2 separate regions of the Homo sapiens genome follow, and region 2 is linked to region 1. Evidence: chromatin loops called from intact Hi-C (ENCODE). Cell type or tissue: PC-3. All regions are shown on one strand. Links, peaks and the distances in the headings refer to the core of each region. The heading gives the core; the rest is flanking DNA. Region 1 has its middle 24 kb from the start of ACKR1. Region 2 overlaps CADM3 (cell adhesion molecule 3).

Region 1 (16,868 bases), core at 4,629-12,628:
AATCCAATGTTTCCCAAATAATGGTCTGTGGATTGTTGCCAATTTGTGACTTTTTTTTTTTTTTTTTAACCAGTCTGTAGCAAAATGGAATACAGAAAGGCAGTGTGGCAGTAAGCTGTTCTTTCCTTGCTGTTCAGTTTCTTTTTTTTTCAGTGAGCTGACAAAAGGTAGGTGGTAAAATTGTTAATCCCATGTAAGTTCTCCATTTATTATTGTTGTTGTTTTGTTCATGAAATGTAGAAGTCTGAGAACCACTGCTCTAATAGACTAAATTTCCCATCAGTGGAATAACTTTATGTGTCATCCTGTTGGCTCCATTTGAACAGGGTCAGGGTGCTGAAAAGTTATTTATACTTTAGAGCTCAGATAGAGCTAAGAGGACAATCTAACCCCTCTTCTACATGATTGTCTTTCAGATCTTTGAAGACAGCAACAATAAGGGAGCTTGGTTATAGTGAGCAGAGCCTTTGGCTTAAACTCAGTTCCAGTTCTGCTACCATCTTGATTTCCTCCTCTGAACTTTTGTTAAATGGGCTAGGAGTATTTACTGGTGAAGAATGTTGTTGGGATCAAGGAAAATAATGCCTGTGAAAGCACTTTGTAAATAGTGAATTACCATTCAAATGTTATACCTATGGTTTTATTGTTCTTGTTGTTGTTGCTCGAGTTGGAGTTTTGCTCTTGTTGCCCGGGCTAGAGTGCAATGGCACGACTTTGGCTCACTGAAGCCTCCCCTCCTGGGTTGGAGCGATTCTCCTGCCTCAGCCTCCAGAGTAGCTGGGATTACAGGCGTCTGCTGCCACTCCCGGCTCATTTTTTTTTTCTTTGGTATTTTTAGTAGAGACGGGGTTTCACCATGTTGGCCAGGCTGGTCTCGAACTCCTGACCTCAGGTGATCCACCCACTTCAGCCTCCCAAAGTGCTGGGATTACAGGCATGAGCCACCGCACCTGACCTACACCTATAGTGATAAGACAGCCCCATTTCCACCAAGAGATCTCCACACAGCACAGTACCTATTGTTTACCATTGGTTTTTACTTCTCTGGACATGGGTGGAGTAATGATTAGTCAATACTCTCCACAAAACGTGATACCCAGAACTGAGCATAAACTTCAGATCTAGTTGGTAACATGGAGTAAAATGGGACAAAGCGCTGGCCTGCGTGGTCTTTAGGGTCTTGGCTTCCATGATATTTCCCTTTTATACCTTCTGACCTGAGCTCTCTACTTTTATGCTACAATCACAGCACAAATGTGTCTTATTTCCCTTTGGGCCAGTTAATATCTTCAAAATCCTAAAACCACTAATATTTTAGAGCAAACTGGAAGCTTTGCCTTCTTAATTTGGCTTAAAGACTACAATATTTAATCTACCTTTTCCAACTTAAAAACCTCTCTGGAGAACATGGCAAGAATTTAAGAGTTTATTAGGGTTGCTTTTTCTTTGCCATGTTTCCATTTTATCACCTCCATTTTATTCTATCATTTCTTCTTCCTTTTACATGGAATATCCCCTTTGAAAGCTATTTGAAACTATATTTTGCCAAAGCCCTATGCATTCTGCTCTGACTTGCCATACAATGTCCTGAGGAGTATTGCGAAATCGATAGAAGGAGAGCATAGAGGTTAAGAGTGTCAACTCTTGGACCAGCTTATTTAGATTAAAATCCCAACTCTGCTACTTATTGGGTTTTTGGCCTTGGGTCAGTAACTTAACCACTTTGTTTCTTAGATCTTTCATCTATAACAAGAAGATAAATATGACATCGACTTTGTCATGCTCTTCTGAGGAATCAGTTTGTTAATATATGCAAAAGTGCTGAGCACAGTTCCTGGCACATAGTGAATCCTCAGTGTATCGTGAGCATTAGTCTTATTATTGTCCTTACAGGACCATGTGAAGTTTTGGATTTGTTCTGCTATGTTCTCCTCCTTATATCTTTTGTGCAAGCCTTTATTCAATCTGAGCTCATCAAAGAGCTCTTTATGAAGCCCCATGGGTTTTGTTAGCTGCTTTCTCCTTTTTTTTTTTATCAGGATGACTCATGATTATTTTATTTGAATTTCATTTCTTAGAAGGGCCCATCCTGTTAGAGGTTGGGGCTCCATTATTAATTTTGCATCATAGGTCACAAGATCGTAATCTTTTGCTCTGAACTATTAGACATTTGTTCTCCTGGTGTCTGGGAAGTACTGATCTAAATATTTTTGTTAATTTATTCATGCACTGCTTGTTTCCCAAAAGGAATTGAGATAGTTGCCATATTTTATTATAATAAGGGGCCACCCTATCATTTATTATCAGTTTTTGGAAATGTCACAGTCACTTTCCTCCCAGTTTCTTATAACACACACATCATTATCCAGGTCTTCCTTACTGGTCATAATTAAGCCTTGACTAGCAGTTTCCTCTCATTACTTTTTCTGCCTACTGAGAGATGAAGTTGTCAGCAAGGCCAGGTAAATATTCATCAGATGTTCTGCATGAGACTTCCAGCAGATGTCCTGCTAGTTGAAGTCCCTCGTCACCACTAGATCTTGCCTCTGCCAATTTTTGCAATTCAGAGAAAAGCAACTAGAAAGATATCTGTGTACCAATTGCACATGCACGTGCCTTATCTCCTCTGTAAGAATAAAAGTTCCTGGAAGACTCCCTATTGTAAATGCCTTTCATATGTGCCTAGGGCTCTGCTGGATTATTATTATTTTTAAAATAAATTATTATCTAGACTGTAGGATTATTGCTTAATATGAAGTTCTCTTGAAAGAAATAACCGTTAAAGACCTTTTGGGATTTGATTCTGTGTGCTATCGGTCAGAGTACCCGCCACCCTTCCGCAAAGTGTGCCCCTCCTCCAGAAACCTGAGGGAAAATGTAAAATACCCTTACTTCTTGTAAACTTCTTACCAGAGACATCTAACTGACTTAAATCATCACACCTCTGGCTGGCCATTCAGCCAGTCTGAGCTGTTTGTTGTTGGTGTGCTAGACATATTTCTTTTTCTTTTCTTTCCTTCTTATTTATTTATTTATTTGTTTGTTTGTTTATTTATTTTTGAGATGGAGTCTCACTCTGTCGCCCAGGCTGGAGTGCAATGGTGTGATTTTGGCTCACTGCAACCTCCACCTCCCAGGTTCAAGAGATTCTCCTGCCTCAGCCTCCCGAGTAGCTGGGACTACAGGCATGCACCACCATGCCAGGCTAATCTTTTGTATTTTTAGTAGAGATGGGGTTTCACCGTGTTGGCCAGGCTGGTCTCAAACTCTTGACCTCAGGTGATCCATCCGCCTTGGCCTCCCAAAGTGCTGGGATTACAGGCGTGAGCCACTGCACCCGGCCTGCTAGACACATTTCTATGTATCGTTCATCTGCATAGTAATTCTTGGTGCCTCATCTAGGAGGCACCTTCCTAGGAGGCATCAGAAAAGAACCCTCAGAAAAGGATGGCTCTTTGCCATACTAATAACAAGGTTAAATTGTATATAACTTTCCTGAGGGAAGAGGTCAGCTCTCTGATTTACTCCAGCTATCAAAGGAAGTCAGTGAAATACAGTAAGACAATTACTTATTGAGCATCTACTTTGTGTCAGACACTGTTGTTAGGATAAAAAATGTAAAGATGAATAAGATCTCCCCTGCTATCAAAAAGCTCACAGATATGGTGGAAACAGGTGTATAAACAGATCATTGCAACACAATGTGGTCAGCACAGTGATGGAGATATTGGTCTGCTTATTACAAGGCACAGAGTGAAGGCACTCAGCCCAGACAGAGAGGAGTGGGGGAAGACCTGCTTGTCAGAGTGGCTTCATGTCAGCAGTGATGCTGAACTAAGTCTTAAAGCTTCATAAGAACACCCTGTTGTAAATGAATGTCATCCAATTTCATTTTTATTGGAGAAATATCATTTTGGTGCAAAATGAACCCTTATTTCCGCTTACTGGGAACATGATCAGCCTTTGGGTTTAAAGGCTGGACGGGAAATTGCTAGGTAGCTGTGGTTGGCCTATGCAATCACATGTAAATAGGCTTTGGGGCAAATATCTGGTTCCCAGTAGACCAACACCCCTATTATGTAAGGAGGCTGGACTCAGTTCTTGTTGGGAGAAGTCTGAGAGGATCTCAGGGGAACACAGGAGAAAAAAAAGCTGTTAGGGTCATGAGTCCCTGAAGAAGCCATTTAAAGAGCTAGGCAGGACACTGGACCATAAGAGGTAAAGGTTGGTGGACAAGAGAGCAGGCTGCTTGGAAGCAGTGCCTACACTAGAGGATCATTCCAGCAGTGGCTTCTAGGGACAATCTTCCTAGAAGGGCAGCTGGCCAGTCAACATCTCAAGCTCTGACCATTCCTGTTCTCTAGGGACACAGTTATCACATGCAGTCCGATCTCTGCCTCAGATACGTATCAATTCTTCAGTCAATGCAATGGGTCCAGTTATATCATGGATTCTCTGATTTGACTCACTCAAGTAATGCTCCTGGACATACTAAGATTTTAGAAAATCCCTGGTCACCTAATAGGGTAGTGGAAAAATTGTTTTGAGTTCTTTTCTATCACCATCTAGTGAATAAAGAGCTAAAAAAACCTCTTCTCAGGAGCCAGACTGAAGCAACATAGAGACAGAGGGAAGTGGATACCTCTGTTACCAAAGGACAAATAGGACCTAGGCAGGTGAGCTGAGAACGGAGGTGGGCACTTCAGAGAGAGGTGAGAATGTGAGCTAGAAGAGGGAGGAAAAATATCATGGTCGAGCAGAGAATGGCAAGCAGGTCTGTATTGTCATTGCTTGAAGTGGGAGGCGGGGAGTGACAGGGGAGGCGCACAGGCAGTAGACAATGGAGAACTTTGTAGAACAAGTTAGGGAGCCTGCATTTCATCTGGTAGGCAAAGTGGACTCATATGAAAGTTCTAAGCAGAGAAATGTAATGATATAGTTTGTTTCTTAAATGTCATACATAGATCACTTTGGAGGTTCTAGAGACAAAGGACTTGGGAGAGCAAACTGGGAAGCTGCTGTAATTGGCCAGATAAGAGAGGAAGTGACCTTAACTAAAAAAGTGATGGTAGAGTTGGGGAGAAGAGGATGGATCAGAGGAATATAGAAGTAGTAAAATCAGCAGAATGTAAATCAAAGAGGGCAGAGGAAGGAGAGGATCGTCAAGGATGGTGCTTTGGGTAAAAAGGCATTTGCACAGTCTGCCACATAATGGACATTTGATAAATATTTACACAAGTACAGTTCCCTGTCGTGATGATTGCTTTTCTATTACTACTACTGAGTGTTGCTAAAATGAGAATTCTAGTTTCAGCTTACTCACTGTGTGATCTTAGGAAAGTCATACTGTCTCTTCTATAAAATGAGAAGCTTTGAGTAGATAAATTCTAAAGTCCTTCCCATCTTTGACTTTTCTGGCAAAATATTGTGGACCAATATTGGAAACATATTATAAAGCTGATGACAATGTTTTCATAGATAGAGTTACTCCAAACTTCAAACAACCAACTTAAATGAATTTTTGGAAGAACATTCTAATTTGAGGACTGCCAGTACTCTCTTACCTCATTTCCATTTTCCCCCCGCAGGTATAATTTCTTCATGAGTATAAGTCTTGCCTGTCCAAAAAAGCTTAAGAGACTATGACATATGTTTTGGGTCTCCTATAATGGTATATATGGTATAGTGCCAGGTACATTTCATCATTCAAAATTTACTTGAGTTGAATTCAATTATGTCTCTCTGCAGGGGCTTGATCCTAAATACTTCAAGTATACACTCATTCATTCTTCTCTTCAATCAGCAGATACTTATAGAGTGCATAACCAGGTGCAAACTGAATAAGACATCAACAGTTCACTCAAGGAGTGAAGAGTGTAGCAGAGTAAATAAGATGTTTATGTAGGAAGCCATAGTGTGTGCTGGGAAGTGAATGATGGTATGGACTCTTATATGGACTCTTATGGACACTATAAAGTGATGTGGCTGCTAAAAGAAGACAGTAATTACTTCCAGTGAAAAGGAAGTGAAGGAAGATGTCTCTGGGAGATATTATAATGGCTTGTGCCCCACACTGAAAGTGATGTAGCTATTAGCACTGTCTGCTGGTCATTAAGATGAAGACTTAAAGATGAATGGCTGAGCACTGGGGTGCACTCTCACTAGGAGGCAGAGTTCGGCTGGGATGAATCTCATCAGACCAGTCAATGGTGAAATTCCAGCCATTGGCTTCACAGGGAAAGCAGAGTGTATGGAGAGATCACTAGACTTGAAATTAGAATGCCTAGGTTCCATTCTCATGACCCAACTTTCTGAATTGCGCGACCTTTGACAATCAGTGCAACTTGTCTTATCCTCCAGTTGCTTCATCTGAAGGGTCACTAGAAATGACTGTTTAGCTTTGTGAAGATCAATGGATATGATAGTTGTAATTAACATTGTAGCTAATGGTCACTGAGTGCTTGCTATGGGCTGTGCAACTGTCTGAAACACTTTAATGTATTAATTCATTTAATCCTCACAATAATCCTATTAAGCAGGTACTCTTGTATCCCTTTTTCGTATAGGTAATGTTGGAGCACCAGTAACTATCCCAAGGGCATGCAGGTAAGAAGCAGTGAAGAAGGTATCAAACCCAGTCAGTCAGGCTCTTGAGCCCACACTCTCTGATCATTATGCCCTATTGCCTGTCTTCTAGCATGACACTTTGTAAACTGTAATATGATATCTAATAGGAACAATAATATTCCTCTAATGAAGTACCCCAGTTGGTCCAGACTAAAGGTAAATAGAAACAGTAGCAAAATTTAATAGGAAAAGATGCACATTATATTATATAAAGCTTAAAAATTGGAACCAGTTCTCTTATAGTAGCTTCTGGATATGTTGTCTGCCCAGGAGATTAAATTACAAATGATATAATTTACAGAAAAGTTTAGCACCTGAAAGAAACATAGTGATTATGTAGCCTAGCCTTTTCATTGTGCTGTTAAAGACATGCCTCAGAAGTTTAAGTGACGTGACTAAGGTCACACAATTGGCAAAGTGGAGAATCAAAAACTATTTAGTAATTGTAGAATTTAGAATTAAAGGAGTGGGATGTTAGGTGCACAAAATTACCTTCCTTTTTTAGCCTTCTGTCTTGTCACCAATCATTCCTACTTGGTGGCCATATACTTGGAAAAAAAGCCGCATGATCTTTCTTGCCCCACTCAATGTCTAAGACACCCTGCTTCCTTTGCTTGCATCCCACAGACTATTTCCCTTATCCTATTTACTACAGCAAATCTCTCCTTAGTTGATGAGACTGTGTTTCTCGCTCTTTAAAACCCTACCTATCCTGAATGGTTTGTCATTGTCTGCCTTGAAAATCCCTCCTCTTTCTCTTCCTCTATTCTCTAAATAAGGATGGGGCTAAGTTATACCCAAAGCTCACTTTACAAAATATTTCCTCGGTACTTTGCAGAAAACACCGAAAAAAATGCCGTTTTAAAAGAGGTGTATTTTTTCTTTTAGAATGTGAGCTCCTCAAGAGCAGGGACAATGTTTTCTGTATGTTCTGTTGTGCCTAGTACACTGTAAATGCTCAGCAAATACTGATGATAGGAAAAAAAGTTATGCCATAAAATTTCTGTTGATTGATAAGTTGACCTTATCCTGTCAAAGTATATTTCTCCACAATTGAATTGCTTCTCTAAGTTAATGCTAGAGACATACACTCTTAATTTGTAATGCTTCCTGTAGAAGATATCATAAAGTAGAAACTTATTGCTCTGTTTGTATTCTATCAGTTGCATTATGCCATACAAAGTCTAGGAATGTGTCTTGTTTTTTTTTTTTACATTCACATTTAAAGGTAGCTACTTCCTCCAAATGTGTAAGAAGAAAATTTATCCACTATGAGTGGACTCTAGTTTTTCTGTTACATTTATTCAAAGTATTTGTCTTTTTTAGACCAGGAAATTTGAGCCTCTTACAAGCACTGTTTTGAATACTCTGCATTTTGGAGGCCAGGAAACCTCTATTTATTTACTGGGCTCCAGGGTTCTGTTACTTTGGTCTCTGTTAAATGAGTGAAGCCAATCTGATAAACTAATTTAAGCTGTGTTCCTAGCTGTTAATGGCTTTCTGTGCGATTCAGATAAGATGTGTGCTTTGACAGGAGCTTTCAGAAATAGATTTTAGGGTTTTGGGACAGAGCCCCTGTAGAGATAGGAACTTGGGGAGGGGCTTGTAAAATAAAACAACAATAAATTGAAAATAATAATAATAATAATAATATCGCAAGCAAAACTGCTATCTATGAAATGCTTGCTCTGTGCCAGGAATGTTGTGCTTTCTGAATGGGATTCCCCTAAATGTTCTTTGAGGGCATCAAAGATCAAACTTATTTGAATTATTTTCTGTTTTCAGAGTATCTATAAATGCAAGCTGGAGACAGGACTCGGTCACATAGGGCTTCAGGATGTATACGTGGTATTATATTTTCTCAAGGCATTTTGAATTTGGGAGAAAAGGAAACCTTATTTTTAGGTGAGCTAGGCTAAACATAGGCCTAAATCTTTCTTACAGGAGCCAAACATTAAGTTTAGAAGCAACCTTTTAATTCATTAACTAGTCAATGATTTGACTCTGTAACCAGATCTTCATTATACATTTTCAAGATACCAGTCATCGAGAAGGATATGTTCAAAAGAAGGCCAGTCCCTTCTCTGGATGAGACGCTATCCTGGCTCAGTCCTGGATATGCCTGAGAGCAGGGAGGTATTGGTTTTTGCCTATGAGTGCCTGGGCTGTGGGCCCATCTCCACACACAGAGAGAATCAAAGGCGTAGAGAAATGTGTTTAGTTCGATGACAGGGCTAAGGCCCACAGCTACAATTTAGTCAGGACATTGCCCTTTGGCTGCCGCTCAGTGCCCACAAATTCAGGATGTTGGCACAGAAACAGGTGGTGTCCATCTGGGCTGGTGAAAGCACATGATCTTCTCTTAACATGTGATGAAGCAGGCACCCAGAGCAGCTCCCAAACAGCAGGCTCTGTGGCCGCCTTCACTGCTGATTCCATTACCACTCCACCACAAGAGGTGAGGAGCAGCTGCCCCTCCGAAGGCCGTGCCCCAGGACCCACTTGCTTTCACCTTCACTTCTCAGCTCCAGCCCTCCCCCACAGCTGTTTCAGAGGACAAAGACACTTTATTGCAATATGCAAAGCTCTCAGGATGCAAACTATATCTGGATTAACAACTATAAGTACAGTTTTATTACTTCAGCTTGGCATTTGCTGACACAGAAAGCAAGTATTTATTGTCATCTCCATCCTGCTTCCCAGTTTTAACTTTTGTTCTCCTGCCATCCAACTCCAATTCCAGAGTTATTTTCTTTGCTTCCTCAGATTACTGAGGAGATAATGTCCTTTCTATTTGCCCTCAGGTCCACACCTCGTTTTAAAGCCAAAGCTATCACCCTGACTACTGGATTCCAATCTGATGAGTGCTTAGTTACTACCCCAAGATTTCCATGAAGAAGCTGATAAATGACACATGTTTGAGAAAGCTTTAGGGGTCTTGCAAGCACAAAGGAGTCAACTCCTGATTAGATGAGAAAGCTAACTATGCAAAAGGAAGGTGGCCAGTCTTTGTGATATTTCATTGGTCATATTCCCCCTGAAATGTTGTTTAAAAGCAAGGAACATTATCAAACCAGCATGTATGGAGAGGTTAGGAACAAGAATAGTGAAGGTCAGGAAACTACAACTAGATCGTTTAAAAATATTTATTGAAGGCCTGATAATAATTTTGAAGGCATTTTTGAGTGCTATGTGCCCATCATTATGCTAAACACTTTCTATGAACTACCTAACTTAATTTTCACAATGAATATTTGAGATAGGAATGACTGGTATCCACTTAAAAACAAAACTATCAAGGCTATGGGAATTATGTGGCTTGATCTATGAGAGTTTGCATATTATAGAGTGATCCAGGATTTGAACTAACGTAGTCTAACTTTAAGCCTATAGGCTTCACACCAGGTGCAGGGTCATGTGTTTTATACTTGACATTCAAAAAAATTAACAAACAAGACAAATAGTGTGCCTGCACTTATGGAATTTACAGTCTAATAGTAGTGAAAAATAAATAATTGTCGTGTTATGGTAAGGGCCATGAAAAGCTCATGGCTTATTCCTGTGATAGAACACCACTGGTCATTTTCCTTTCTCTTTTTCCTCTTACCAACCTGTACATAAATATCAAAGTAATCTTCCTAAGAAAATTGTCCTTCATATTCATAAGACTGCAATAACCTAAACCCTCCTCAACTGAAACATGTTTATAAGGAAGAACTGAAAGGATTAAGGAAGTCTCTTTTAGAAAAAAGAAGACTCAGGAACACAGTAGTTATTTTTTCATATAGTCAAGGAGCAAGTAATCAAAGGTTCAAAGAATTCTTCTGTAGCCTGCAGCACCTACTATGTGGCAGGGTGTGTGCTTGGTGCTGAAGATACTAAGAAGAATCATAAAAATGCTAAGAAGAAGTCCAAAAGTCAAACATGAGAATCACTACTTATTAAACTAATTGATTTGCAGACACTGGGGAGACATCAATGATCTCTTTGGGGGAAGTACGTGAAGAGATATGCTAAGCAAAGAGAATCATGGAACCGCTAAGAGACAGGCAACTGGGAGATAACTTGATTTAGAGTATCTTAAGCAAACAAATAATCCAACAACACTATTTTCGTTACTGGTGATTCATTGAGGAGGGAGAAAAGGTTTAGGTTTTTAAGTCAGTCAGTCCAGGCTCTGAATTCTGCCCCAGTTGCTAGCTAGCTATTGATTGTGGGCAAGAAACATAAACTTTATGAGCAAATTTTTCCTCATTTGTAAACATGAAAATAATACACATATCAAAGAAGTAAATGACAGATGTGATAAGTACTTCTGAATGTAGGAAAAAGCAGTAAGTCATTGTTAGCTTCATTCATTCATTTATTCAGTGTCACAGAGACTTGAATGGGAAAGTCATGTCAAATGCTGAAGTACATAAAAGAACAATACCAGAAGGCAGGTAGGAGGAAGGTTGTGTATTATTTGGAAGACATTCATTATAAATGACAAAATTTAACAAGAAGTAGATAAAAAAGAAAAGACGAGAATAAAAGGATGTGATTGCTCATGTAACTCAAAAATCCACAATAAGTGAGGTTGGATCCAGGGGCTCAAGTGAAATCATCAGATGCCATTCTCTCAGTCTTCTGGCTCTTGCTCTTCTGTGTTGTTTTTTTTTTTTTCCTCAGGTATGCAGTCTCTAGTTCACAGCAAAAATAGATTGTGGCCTCTCTAGGCTTACATGGTCTTTTGTTTTTGTTTTTGTTTTTTTGAGACGGAGTCTCCCTCTGTCGCCCAGGCTGGAGTGCAGTGGCGCGATCTCGGCTCACTGCAAGCTCCGCCTCCCGGGTTCAAGTCATTCTCCTGCCTCAGTCTCCGGAGTAGCTGGGACTACGGGCGCCCGCCACAACGCCCAGCTAATTTTTTGTATTTTTAGTAGAGACGGGGTTTCACCGTGTTAACCAGGATGGTCTCGATCTCCTGATCTCGTGATCCGCCCGCCTCATCCTCCCTAAGTGCTGGGATTACAGGCGTGAGCCACCGCGCCCAGCCGACATGGTCTTGTGTTTACAATTTTGAAGTAGAAAAGTCTTAGAGATCATATCAATCCCCCCCAAAACCCAGTCCTTGCTGGCGCCATAGGCCCATCTCTGACCTAATCATCATGTCTAGGGTGGGGAAAGCAACTTTGATGGACCATCCTGTACTACATGCCCACCCAGCGCAGTGGGTGGGACCTCATCTCTCCCAAGACTGTCATGAGCAGATGATCCAGGTTGGCCAATCAGAAAATTCCAACCCCTGGCACACCACCCAGAGGAAGTACAGTTACTAGAATAGCAGACTTTTTGGTTTTTTGTTTGTTTATTTTACCAGAGAAGGAGAAAAGGATGAAGAAAAAAAAAAGCCATCAATGTCCACAACTGGAAAGGATATTGAAATTCAAGATATATAATTAGACTACTGATAAATGTTATTGATAACATTTGAGACACAGGTAAAAAGGGAATAAGACTTCTCATCACCAATGTGCATATTAATAAGCTAAACTTATGGCATTTTATTACCATGAAAGTATTTAAAACAATTGCTAGTATCAGTAACACTCTTTGATTTGGGCAAGGAAATCCTGCCTTAGGCCTCACATTGGAGAGGGACCACTGTATTATAAACACAGCCAAAACTAAATTTATTAAAAAACCCAAAGTGGGGCCGGGCACTGTGGCACACGCCTGTAATCCCAACACTTTGGGAGGCTGAGGCGGGTGGGTCACCCGAGGTCAGGAGTTTGAGACCAGCCTGTTCAATATGGTGAAACTCGGTCTCTACTAAAAATACAAAAATTAGCCAGTCATGGTGGCACATGCCTGTAATTCCAACTACTTGGGATGCTGAGGCAGGAGAATCGCTTGAACCCGGGAGGTGGAGGTTGCAGTGAGCCAAGATCATGCCACTGCACTCCAGCCTGAGCAACAGAGTGAGACTCTGCTTCAAAAAGAATAAATAAATAAATAAATAAAAATATAAAAAAATTAAAATAAAAACCCAAAGGGGTTTCTGCCCCGAGGATCCATTGTCCAGTGCTGGCTTAAGGACATATAACCCTTACATCTGCCCTAACACCTTTCATTCCCCCAGAGAAATGCTTCTCCACATCTCTTGTCCTTTGTCCTCAAAATGAAAGACAATTATGAGAAGAGAGGATTTTAAATGTTCCCAACACAAAAAAAGGATAAGTGTTTTGAGGTGATATATATGCTAATTACCATGATTTGATCATTACACATGGTATAACTGTATCAAAGTATCATTCAGTACCCCATAAATATGTATAATTATTATGTGTCAATTAATAATAAAGTTAATTTAAGAAGCAATTGTATCCAAATACCATTAAGTTGGTGGATTGTGGCGCTAGGAGATGGATACACCCTGGCACTAGGAGGGGTTTGAATGGCAGAAGCTATTAGGACAGAAAAAAACAAATTAATTAACTTGTCAAATTTGTCCTCTAGGATAACATGAATATATCACATTCTTGTATAAAAGATTATCATTCCCCAGTAGTGCCAATTGTCCATTTTCTTGCTTCTCTTTGCATTCCAATTTGCAGTTTCACAGAGAATCATCAACTAGCACAGGTTACACATGGCAGATGAGAAATGTTTTGCAATGTTAAACAGTTTATATAACTCTTAACTTTAGACATTTGTGGCCAACATAATATGCGTAATATTAGAAAGGTATGGCCCTGATTCTTTACATTGGCAGGTACAAAGAAATTGAACTCTAGAATTGTGAACAAATTAATTTTGTAAAAATATTTGAGTTTTAAGTAAATATTGAGATTTAAGTAAAGCTTAAAAAATAAAACTTTAGCTTAAAATAATCTTGAATTCATGATATTTATTAAATACAATTCATATTTGCCTTTTTATTTGAACACATTTAAGTACTTAAAAAAACTTTCTTAAAAACATACATGTTATTTTGTTTATAAAATCTTTCATATTTATTTTAATTTGAATTTTAATGAGAATATACTCAAATCTTGTACACTTTTACAGCTATTTTTAAAATCCCTTAAATGAGAATGAGTACAAGATTGTGATATACACATTAAGAAATTTGAGCTCATGAAAGAAAAGAAGCTGTAAAGAAAAAAGAAAAAAAAAGATGAGCAATTTAGAATTATAAACAATGAAAGTAACCATACTTCTGAAATGCAATACCCAGATAAAATGTGTGATTATTACATTACAAATGTTTTATTACATAAATAATTATTTATGAAAACAATGCACATGGGCAAGAAAATTATTCCTACTAAATCTTCAACTTGAACAGGTGAAAGGAAATGCCTGCAACTTCATATCCCTTACTAAATAAAAACTTAATTACCAATAAAAACAATGAGAATGAAAAAGAGAATTTTCTTTTGTGTGTATGTGACCTTTATTATTATTATTATACTTTAAGTTCTAGGGTACATGTGCACAACATGCAGATTTGTTACACAGGTATACATGTGCCATGTTGGTTTGCTGCACCCATCAACTTGTCATTTACATTAGGTATTTCTCCTAATGCTATCCCTTGCCCCAAGCCCCTCAGCCCCCAAAAGGCCCTGGTGTGTGATGTTCCCCTCCCTGTGTCCATGTGTTCTCATTGTTCAACTCCCACTTATGAGTGAGAACATACGGTGTTTGGCTTTCTGTCCCTGTGATATTTTGCTGAGAATGATGGTTTCCAGCTTCATCCATGTCTCTGCAAAGGACATGAACTCATCCTTTTTTATGGCTGCATATTATTCCATGGTGTACATGTGCCACATTTTCTTTATCCAGTCTATTATTGATGGACATTTGGGTTGGTTCCAAGTCTTTGCTATTGTGAATAGTGCCACAATAAACATACATGTGCATGTGTCTTTATAGTAGCATGATTTATAATCCTTTGGGTATATACCCCGTAAGGGGATTGCTGAGTCAAATGGTATTTCTAGTTCTAGATCCTTGAGGAATCGCCACACTGACTACCACAATGGTTGAACTAGTTTACAGTCCCACCAACAGTGTAAAAGTGTTCCTATTTCTCCATATCCTCTCCAGCATCTGTCGTTTCCTGACTTTTTAATGATCGCCATTCTAACTGGCATGAGATGGTATCTCATTGTGGTTTTGATTTGCATTTCTCTGATGACAAGTTATGATGACCATTTTTTCATGTCTGTTGGCTGCATAAATGTCTTTTTTTGAGAAGTATCTGTTCATATCCTTTGCCCACTTTTTGATGGGATTTTTTTTCTTGTAAATTTGTTTAAGTTCTTTGTAGATTCTAGATATTAGCCCTTTGTCAGATGGATAGATTGCAAACATTTTCTCCCATTCTGTAGGTTGCTTGTTCACTCTGATGGTAGTTTCTTTTGCTGTGCAGAAGCTCTTTAGTTTAATTAGATCCCATTCATCAATTTTGGCTTTTGTTGCCATTGCTTTTGGTGTTTTAGTCATGAAGTCTTTGCCCACGCCTATGTCCTGAATGGTATTGCCTAGGTTTTCTTCTAGGGTTTTTATGGTTTTAGGTCTAACATTTAAGTCATTAATCCATCTTGAGTTAATTTTTGTATAAAGTGTAAGGAAGGGATCCAGTTTCAGCTTTGCACATATGGCTAGCCAGTTTTCCCAGCACCATTTATTAAATAGGGAATCCTTTCCTCATTGCTTGCTTTTGTCAAGTTTGTCAAAGATCAGATGATTGTAGATGTGTGGTGTTATTTCTGAGGCCTCTGTTCTGTTCCATTGGTCTATATATCTGTTTTGGTACCAGTACCATGCTGTTTTGGTTACTGTAGCCTTGTAGTATAGTTTGAAGACAGGTAGCGTGATGCCTCCAGCTTTGTTCTTTTTGCTTAGGATTGTCTTGGCTATGGGGGCTTGAAAAAAAGAATTATTAACAGCAAATTTGCAATTTGGAAACGTCAAACACAATTTTGACCTGCTCATTGAAAGATAAAGAAAGTTACATTTATAAAATTGGCAAATTCCATGACTAAAGAAGAAGCTATTAGCTTTATTATCTTGGGCTTTATTAGGTGAAGATATTAGAAAATGGTCATGATATCCTTTTGACATTGTATGAATAGTTTGAGCAAAACAGAATTCAATTCAAATCAATATATCTATCCCAAAATTTTAGCCAAAAATTCAGCAGACTTTTTGGTGCCATATACATTGCATAGTTTAAATTTGTCACTAGAGGACGTAGTCACAACTATGCCAATAGATGCGATATTCTTTGAAACAACTTAAACATTACATACAATATTTTCTGAATCTACCAAGGATAGAATAATAGAATATTTTGATGTAAGACATATCAAATTTGACCTTACAACAACTGTTAGACACCTGATGGGAATGCCAACCAAATGGTGTTAGAAACAATTAAATTTATATTAAACAAGGTAAGAGAAGATCCTTAAAAATGTCGTAAGTTATGGTCTTTAGCAGAAAACAAAATTAAGTTTAATTTGTGTTATCCACAGTCATTTATTAAGAAATGTTGCTTGCTATTAATAATGCTAGCAAAAGCTTATGAACACCACTACCAACATCAAATGAATATATTTTTTAAAGGGTAAAGGGGCTGGGTGCGGTGGCTCATGCCTGTAATTCCAGCACTTTGGGAGGCAGAGGCAGGTGGATCACAAGGTCAGGAGTTCAAGACCAGCCTGACCAATATGGTGAAACCCCATCTCTACTAAAAATACAAAAATTAGTCAGGCATGGTGGTGTGTGCCTGTAGTCCCAGCTACCTGGGAGACTGAGGCAGGAGAATTTGCTTGAACCTGGAAGGTGGAGATTGCAGTGAGCCACGGTTGTGCTGCTGCGCTCCAGCCTGGGTGACAGAGTGAGACTCTGTCTCAAAAAAAAAAAAAAAAAAAAAAAAAAACAAAAAAAAGGGGTAAAGAGATATTGCTCAAGCTTTTAGAGAAAGTGTTTTTACATATATATTTACAATGTATTCATATGTAAGTATATATATATAAAACTTGTCATTGACTTGAAGCTGAGAGAAAATGTTTCTAAGTTAAAAGAAACTGCATATGAAAACACAACAAAAGTGACATTAAAATAAAATAAAATAAACGAGAAAGAAATGAAGAGAACATTTTTATAACTCTGAAGGAAAGAATTCATACACAAAAATTTTGGTATTAATTTCTATATAGGCTATTTTTAAGACCAGTAGAGATAAT
Region 2 (8,000 bases), core at 1-8,000, 52 kb before region 1:
CCTCTACCCATCAAACTCCCCAAAGGGAGTTCCCGCCCTAGTCACCACAGAGACAGCAGCCTCTCCTTTCCCCTACGTGGAATCCCCTTCCCCAGAGGACTGCACTGATGACCCCACTCACTGAGGAGCTGAAGGGAGTCCTTGGGGAGAGCAGGCTAAGTGCACGACAGAGAGGCTGCTGGGTGTTTGTGCTTCATTAATGACCCTGCTACTAGGCCTTGACTTTCAACTGCAGCCCCTGGCCTTCCTAACCTGCTGAGTTTTATGACGAGAGGCAAATATGATCCAAACTGCAACTGTTCAGCAATGGGAACTGATGGTGCTAGGCTGGGCCCCAAAAAGAGAGAAAGACGTCATCCAGAAAGCTGTGAGCTCTTCTACTCTAAGATGTAAAAAAAAACTATAGACTAGAGTAAATCAGTATACTAGCCAAGTCTTTCTTCACCAACTACACTCTTCTTTCTTGGTCCTCAAACTGGGGGTTCAGCCCCTATTCAGGCTTAAAGTTGAGAGGAAGAGAAATGTTACATCCTCATATTTAGAAATATGCTTCAGAGCAGTGGCCTGAGAGAAACAGTGGAAAGCAGTAACTTCTGAATGGGGAATTTCTAGAGAAGAGGTGGGGAAGTGGGAGATGAACAGGAGGGGTCTGTTTCCAAAGAAGAGTCAAACCAAGCATCATTTTCCTTGAAGAGCATTATCTTTACAGATAATGGACATCTGTCTGGTGTGCAGTATCTCAGGACACACTGATGCATGAGACATAACCACCATATCTTCTGTCTTAAATTAATTCTATCTTTTAGTTTCTGGATCTAAGAAGGCCAGTGCTGATGGTGGGAGGTAAATGCATAGATTTAATGCTCACGGACAGTAATCCTGAAGACTATTTTGCACACAATCATGGACATGTGTTTCGTACCCCTGAGTTGGCCTGGGGCCCCTAGGAAGAGAACTAGGCAATATGTATATGTATCTTAACTGGTAATGTTTGACCAAAACTATGAGAGATGTGGTGGGAAGGTTTAAGGACAAGATACTCTTATGGTGATGTTTGAATTGTCAAGGGTGTTGTGGTAGCATACCTATTCCCATTTAAAATAAGGAAAACAAACTTAATGTGCTGCTGGGGCATATCATTCCCTGGAGCACAGCATAAATTTTTTAAGCTTCATAAGGCTGAACAGGGATTGAGAGGGCAAGCAGCTGATAACTAAGACTGGCCATGAGTGTTGTGGCTAGAAGTTCAGGAACAGGTAAGACATTTAGAATGTCCCATCTGCCCTTCCTTCTCACATTTCCCCACTAGTTTTCACAGTGGTTGACAATTCTGGGTTTGGAGGACATAAGTCCTGTGAACTTAATGTGTCCTCTCTCTGGTGAGCAGCTCAATATTCAACACTGTGACCAGCTTTCTTGGGCTCTTCCTTCTGAAGTTATTTCCAGCACTCTGTGACTTGGCCTAGGGTAAAGATAGATAGACGGATAGCCTCTCTTTGTTTCAGATAAGGTTATAGCAATTTAACCTTGTACTGCACTGCCCCACACATGAACATCTATTTCTTCTCAATGACCTCTGTCCACTACCATTCATTCTACAGCCCCCTGGCCAGATGCCCAGTGAGGACATCATGCCCAATGTGCCACAGAAGTCCAGCAGGCATTCACTCTAGTGCTGTCCACAGATCTGTTTGGCAGATCAACTCCATCCAGTTTCTGTTCCTAGTTGCAGCTGTAACTGTTCTGTTGCTGTTCCTGTTCTCCTCCTAGTTGCAGCTGTAACTCTTGGGAAGGATATGCTCTCCTTTTAGACATGTGCATTTTCTGGCACAGAAAAGTTAAGACCATCACAGAGACACTTGCATAGCAGAGTTTAGTTAATTCCATGAAGAATCAGTGTGTTTCATGTAGGTCCTAATGTATGTAACGTCAACTGCCTACCCAGCAGTTATGCCATTCTATTCTAAGCTTCTCCATAGATCTGGATAGCACTGTTAGTTTTAATAGTTTCCTCTAGGGCAGCAGTTTTCTCATTTGTTTTTAAAACAAAGATGTGAGACATTTTTAACAAATGAGGAAAACATATCAAAGGAGAATGCTGTTGTTGAAATGGTGAAGTAAGACCTATATCCCTTTTCCCTGTCTTACTGGCTTTTACACATTCTTATAATCCTTAAGGAACTACCTGGGGTTCTACCACACAGTTCAAAATCCTCTGTCCTAGACTGATAGAATGAGCCAGCTTACTACCCTTAGGCTCTTTCTCTTTCCTCTTCCAACTGAAGAAGAAAGAAGGTCCAAATCTAATTGCAAGAGTGCCTTGTTGGAGATATTCACTATTCACTTGGAGAGAGTGACTCATAGTTCTGCAGCCATAAAATTCCAGAGACAGCATCGCTTTGGCGTTCTGGTTACTTTGAAATAACAAACTGAGAGGTTGTGCCATTGCTCTGTAAATTCTTAGATTTGATTTTGGTACTTCTTGATGTTACTACTTTCTTGCAGTCCAAATAATATGTAAAACAGGATCAAAAGTTTATTTTCCTTAAATCACTTGGTAGGAAAAAATATCACCAGAGAAAGAAAACCCCTGGGGCTGTGACTAGTCTTATTCTTTGTTGTTTCCTACTCCAGTGGAACTGCATACTGGCTCAACAATCCCTTTTTTGTCATCTAATTCTCAGTAATGGAATTTTACCTAAGGATGGTGATCTAGGTTCCAGATTCTTGTTGAAAGCAAGCTGTGGATTGGACCAGCTACTTACTGACTACTGAGTGAAAAATTCAAAGTTATTATAAAGTTTTGGTAATTATATTTTCTTTTATTTTTCATGTTAGAATGTAATGTTTCATGTTTAACACTGACTATAGGCCCATGTACTAGAACATTTTGTTTCCTGTATGGGGTCTTGTTTTAGAGGTCCACCCTTAATCTCTGAGAATAGCAATCCCCATGGAAATGCTTACAAAAGACAGAGAGAAACAAACCATCAGAAAAGGACCCTGGAGAAGCAAGCCATCAGAAAAAGATTCTGTTTCTAAGAACTTGCTCCGATTAAGTATAAATACTTCAGGTCATCATAAAATGAAGAAGAACAAGTTTCCAGGGCTAGAGACCTGTTTCTGCCTCTGGGATCAGCAGTAGTGATGATTTTTTACAAGGTCAGAACCAGCTGGTGCCCAGGGCTCCAATAACTACCCAAGTAAAAACCCAGTCCAATTCTGTTATATATGACAAGAAGATCCATCCCTTCTAGTACAGAGAAGTCGAGCTCTCAAGAGGCTTGAACGCATGAATCTGTTGAGATTTTTACACAATAGAAGCTAAGATGCTAAGAAGTAAAGGTACATATTCTTCACTGAAGCAGCAACTACTAAAGAATCATTTCTTTCTTTACCAAAATTTTCCTAAGCCTTAAGGCCGTCATCAAATTCCTCAACTAACAGAGAAACTTCTAAATCCTGAGAACAATACTCTTCTTAAGAGGCATGATTCCATACCTCTCTTCTAGTGTGATTGTCTGAACTACTTACAGCAATTTTGGATACATTGGGACATTCTGAGTCTGATACGTCTCATACCCTACCTGACGAAAATACATATTTTGACTTTCTTGCATCCTACTGTCTCTGAGGGGGCACAGGCTCTCTGTTCCCTCTTTAGAAGATAGGCCTAATTTTACTCACGGTAAGTTGTAGCACATTAAAAGCCCCTCCATCACCACTAATATCTAGGTATTTAACATAATCACAGAAGATCATGTTGACAAACTGAGTCTGGTGGTGGTCCTCATTTTTCAGCACAGTCTCTTGACTGTGTATCAACCAGACAGGTTCAAATAAAGCACTTCAGGAGGCCTTATAGAGCAAGTGATGAGCGTAGAGTGATCCTAATAGAAGCCATGATGTCTGTTCTTTTAGTTCCTGTGCTTGAGAGCTGGCTGCCTTACCCCGTGATCCCAGTTCCCCTGTTCTTTATGGAGCAAACTATTATACCTGTGCTTTGAGCTCTCCATGGTGCTAGCCCCTGACAGTGACACTCCAGGCTTTTCTTGTTGCTCTCCATGGTCCTGTTTTACCTCCAAGTTTCATAATCTCCTTATTCTCCACAGTGCAGTCCCCAGAACAGGGCTGAAATCTCCCTCCCTGCCACCACAAACACACAGGTTCTTGGTTATGCTCCCCGACCTGTTCCACCACAAACACATGACAAAACTCTGAGATATAGATCTAGAAAGTCCTCACAGCCATCTGATCAACTGCAGAAAGGGAACAGAAGGGCAAGCAATTCTTAGGTTAAAAAAGAAGTGCTAGAAGGTTTTTGTAAGATGCTCAGGAAATTGTGGCCTACAGTGACCTCAAATGGCCTCAAAAGAACTGAATGTTTTGTCATATCTGGATTCATAGATTAAAAATACAACTATATATAGTTCTGTTTTAGATTGAGATAGTATTGCTCTTATATGATAACAATATACAGTTGTACTTTGGTATCCATGAAGGATTGGTTCCAGGACCTCCCACAGATACTAAAATCTGCAGATGCACAAGTCCTTGATATCAAATGGAGTGGCATTTGCATATAACCTATGCACATTCTCCTGTATACTTCGTTATCTCTAGATTACTTATAATACCATATACAATCTAAATGCTATGTAAATAGTTGTTTTACTGTATTGTTTAGGCAATAACGACAGGGGAAAATGTCTATACAAGTTTAGTACTGGCACAGCTTTTAAAAATATTTTCAATCTGCAATTGATTGAATCTATGGAGGTGGAACCCATGTATATGCAGGATTGACTGTATACACTATAAGTGTGGAATGTAAAATGAATCCTACCCAGTTTATAAACATGTACCTCTTAATAGCACTCTGAGCATGACAACCAACTCTAACTTTCCTGTCATGGTGCTTTTTTACCCTTTTCCCTCAACCTTAGCAAAGACAATACATAACAATGGGTTATCAGAATAGATAATGGAGGAATCCAGTAAATGAGAGGCATAGAAAGCAAGTATCAAGTGTACATCCATACCGTCCTGAACGCACCGGCTCTTGTCTGATCTCGGAAGCTAAGCAGGGTTAGGCCTGGTTAGTACATGTATAGGAGAAAACAAATATCAAAATCTTGACTTAACTTCCCCACCTTTATAACCACCTTGTACAAAACTAAATGGCTTTAAATATAACCATCTTCTCCCAGAGCACAGGTCCTTGGCCATATCTCAGTAGATGCATCTTTAAACTCTACTCTGCTATGCTTTAAGGGTACCTTCCAATAAGCTGATGATATCAAACGGCGTAGGGAGCTGAGAGTGCTCAGCCCGTCAGTCTTAGATTAGCCAGCCTGTTCTTCACATCGCATCAGAACTACACAAGCTTCTCATCCCCTAAATGCTGATTTTCCCATGTCAATTTATGGATAAGAGTTAATATAATAGTTAATACTTATGAGTGACCTACAGCAGAGTCTAGTTGGAGAGGCAGGCTTCCAGGATGAATTTCCAGGACTCCTCTTTCATTTCTTCATTTGAAACAAGGAGAAACTTCATTCCTCAAGGACAGGTAATGAGAGTGATTTATCTCTATGAGCGAGGCTTCAGCAAGACAGAATTAGGGTTATAGTAACAGCTGGAGTGTCTCCCATCTACTCATCTTCCTAAGCCCCCTGTTCTCATGAAGAGCAGGCAGGTTTCAGAAAGGACTCAAATACAGAAATCTCAACATATTTTTCAGCACATATATCATTCTTTAATGTGAACTCTTACCCCTGGGATTCTTCAAGATTCTCTTCTCTCTCTCTCTTTCTCTTGGAAGTCTCCAAGAGAACAATAAGAAAGCTAAATAACTTAAAGAACAAACTAAAATGTTGTCTTCTCTAAGGATTTATTTTCCCTTTCCCCAGCTAGACTTACACTAACTGTGTATTGATTGCTAATTATAAGCACCTTTGGCTCATTTACTTCTAGTTCAGGGTCAAGAAGGTCAGGTGCATCACCTTGCTCTAGAGAGAAAAAAGAAAAAGTAATGAAGGCTGATGTCTCAGGCACTCATCTGTAGGCTAGCCATTATTCATTTCTCCCCTTTCTTCATATACTCCCAAATACTGGCAAGGTAGGATGAAGAACTAGTACTTCTGACAACAGATTTTATTGGAAATATGCAGATTCTTGTTTCATATTTTACTTTTACCCTTCTATGACCTGGCGCTTTGCTTCCAATTCTGATTTCAGTAAGTATATCAATGAGAGGTAACTTGGAACTTAGCATAGCAGTCAGTCAGTCTGAAGAGCCTGGAGCTGAGTTCTTGAGTTATTATAAAATGAGAAGCCAGTTTTACCATCTGCTCCTAATCATTTTTTTTTTGCCCAGCAAATGCAAAAATTACAGTGAAACAATTGCACTCACTAGTTCTTGCTGTAGTTCTTAAGGATGAGATCTTTCCAAATACATATTATATGTTTCTTCCCATAACTTCTATCTGCTAATCTCACACAAATATAAAAATTACCACCACTAAGCCCCTGAGCCTCCCATATTTTGATTTATCCTCAATTGCCACTTAATGCCAACTCTTTTCTGGTTTCCAAGCCCTGGAGTCCAATGTCAGTGACAGATGGACTGAGCCTCAACCCTGGAGAGGAGAGGATTCTGGCCCTCTCCTGGGGAGTTTGAGCAGAAGAGAGAGCCTGAATTCTGCTTTGGGGAGAATCTCTGAGTTTAAGCCATATGGTATTCTGGAAGTAAGGGGTTCTGATTAATATGGGCATGTGAAAAGGGCTCTGTATCTGGGTCATAATAAAATCTGTGTGTTCATGTCAGAAAAAAACCCCAGAAATATGATTAGTGAGAATCAGAGTGTCTTGTGTGTGTGTATTGAGGGGCACATGTCAAAATATGCATCTATCTTAGGGAACAAAAATGTGTGTTTGCCCCCATCAAATAAGAGACACTCAATGGAGATTTAAGAAGAGAGATAAGAGTTCTTTATGTCAGAACAATATTATTTTCCATTTCGGGGACTGTGAGATCTGTGGACTTGGGAGAATGTATCTATTTCACAGAAGAGTGAAATTCTCACAAAGTGAGGCTAATGCGAACAATGTACCGCAATTTTAAAAATACAGATTTTTTTTTTTTTAAGTGAGAAGAGTGCAGGGAGACTAAATAGCAGTTAGGATTGGGGGAATCAGTGAAACTAGAGTAGTGTGGGTGTGTAGAGCAGAACACATTTTTCTTCATGTAATGCTCCTAACCATTGCCCTGAACCTGTCATCCACACCCAGACTCTGATCATCCAGTGAAGGGAAACAGTAAAAACAAGTCAGGAAAATCAGAACCAGCAGAGATGAGTGCTTTCTTGCTTGACTTCTAACAAATTAAACTTTTCCACAGCATTGTTATCCCACCACACCAAGCCATCAGCCTGTAATATCTAAAGTGCAACATAAGGAGCATAGGAGAATAAGACAGAGCCCACTGAGAAAGGGAATTCATCCATGCCCTCAGACAGGTATTGGGGCACTGGGATGGGTAGTGCAGAGTATGAGCAAGTTGTTGGAACCTGGGCTGAGATTTTTCATCTCCAGAGAATATATTCTTTACTTCTGATTTTCTGGGATTTCTGGCCCATTCCCAGTCTCTATTTTCCCATACCCTTCCAATGAGCTAAATTGAATTCTGCGTTTGACTCTGTTATGTTTCCTTTCTCAAGTACTTTCCTAAGATGAGGAACTTTTTCCCCCCAGTTTTATTACATATGTGTGAAAACAGCAAGATAAATTGGGGGAAAGGGTATAAAATCCCTCTACTTAGTTTAAGAGGACAACTAAGAGTTCAAAGTCTGGCCTCCTGACTGTATTGCATTAGAATGCAGATTTCAAGTCATACCTGTCCGTATGTCTAAAGTGTTTGATCATAGTGAGAAGGGAATGAGGAGATGGGATAAACAGACACTCCTAAAATGGCTCAGGGCTGTTATCATCCTGTCTTC

Evidence for each region. A loop is a pair of places that touch in the nucleus more often than their neighbours do. Peaks named below come from ENCODE experiments on the same cell type or tissue, not always from the same donor. Only the 100,000 strongest peaks of a DNase experiment are listed, where the experiment ranks them.
Region 2: a loop joins it to region 1, with 13 times the contacts of the local background. A loop is called at or near these places in 75 of 110 quality-filtered maps.

Annotation. Positions count from the first base shown.
Region 1 is chr1:159,220,671-159,237,538 of GRCh38, forward strand. No RefSeq gene overlaps it. Among named protein-coding and RNA genes, the nearest start is that of ACKR1, 24 kb to the left of the region's middle. In PC-3, for the core only: no CTCF peak of the experiment used is centred there; DNase peaks (open chromatin) are centred at 8,961 and 9,441; H3K4me3 peaks cover 1,122 bases; H3K27ac peaks cover 2,543 bases.
Region 2 is chr1:159,173,445-159,181,444 of GRCh38, forward strand. All of the region lies in intron 1 of CADM3 (cell adhesion molecule 3), which reads left to right. It also overlaps the pseudogene RNA5SP60. Among named protein-coding and RNA genes, the nearest start is that of CADM3, 5.8 kb to the left of the region's middle. In PC-3, for the core only: no CTCF peak of the experiment used is centred there; a DNase peak (open chromatin) is centred at 4,027; H3K27me3 peaks cover 3,545 bases.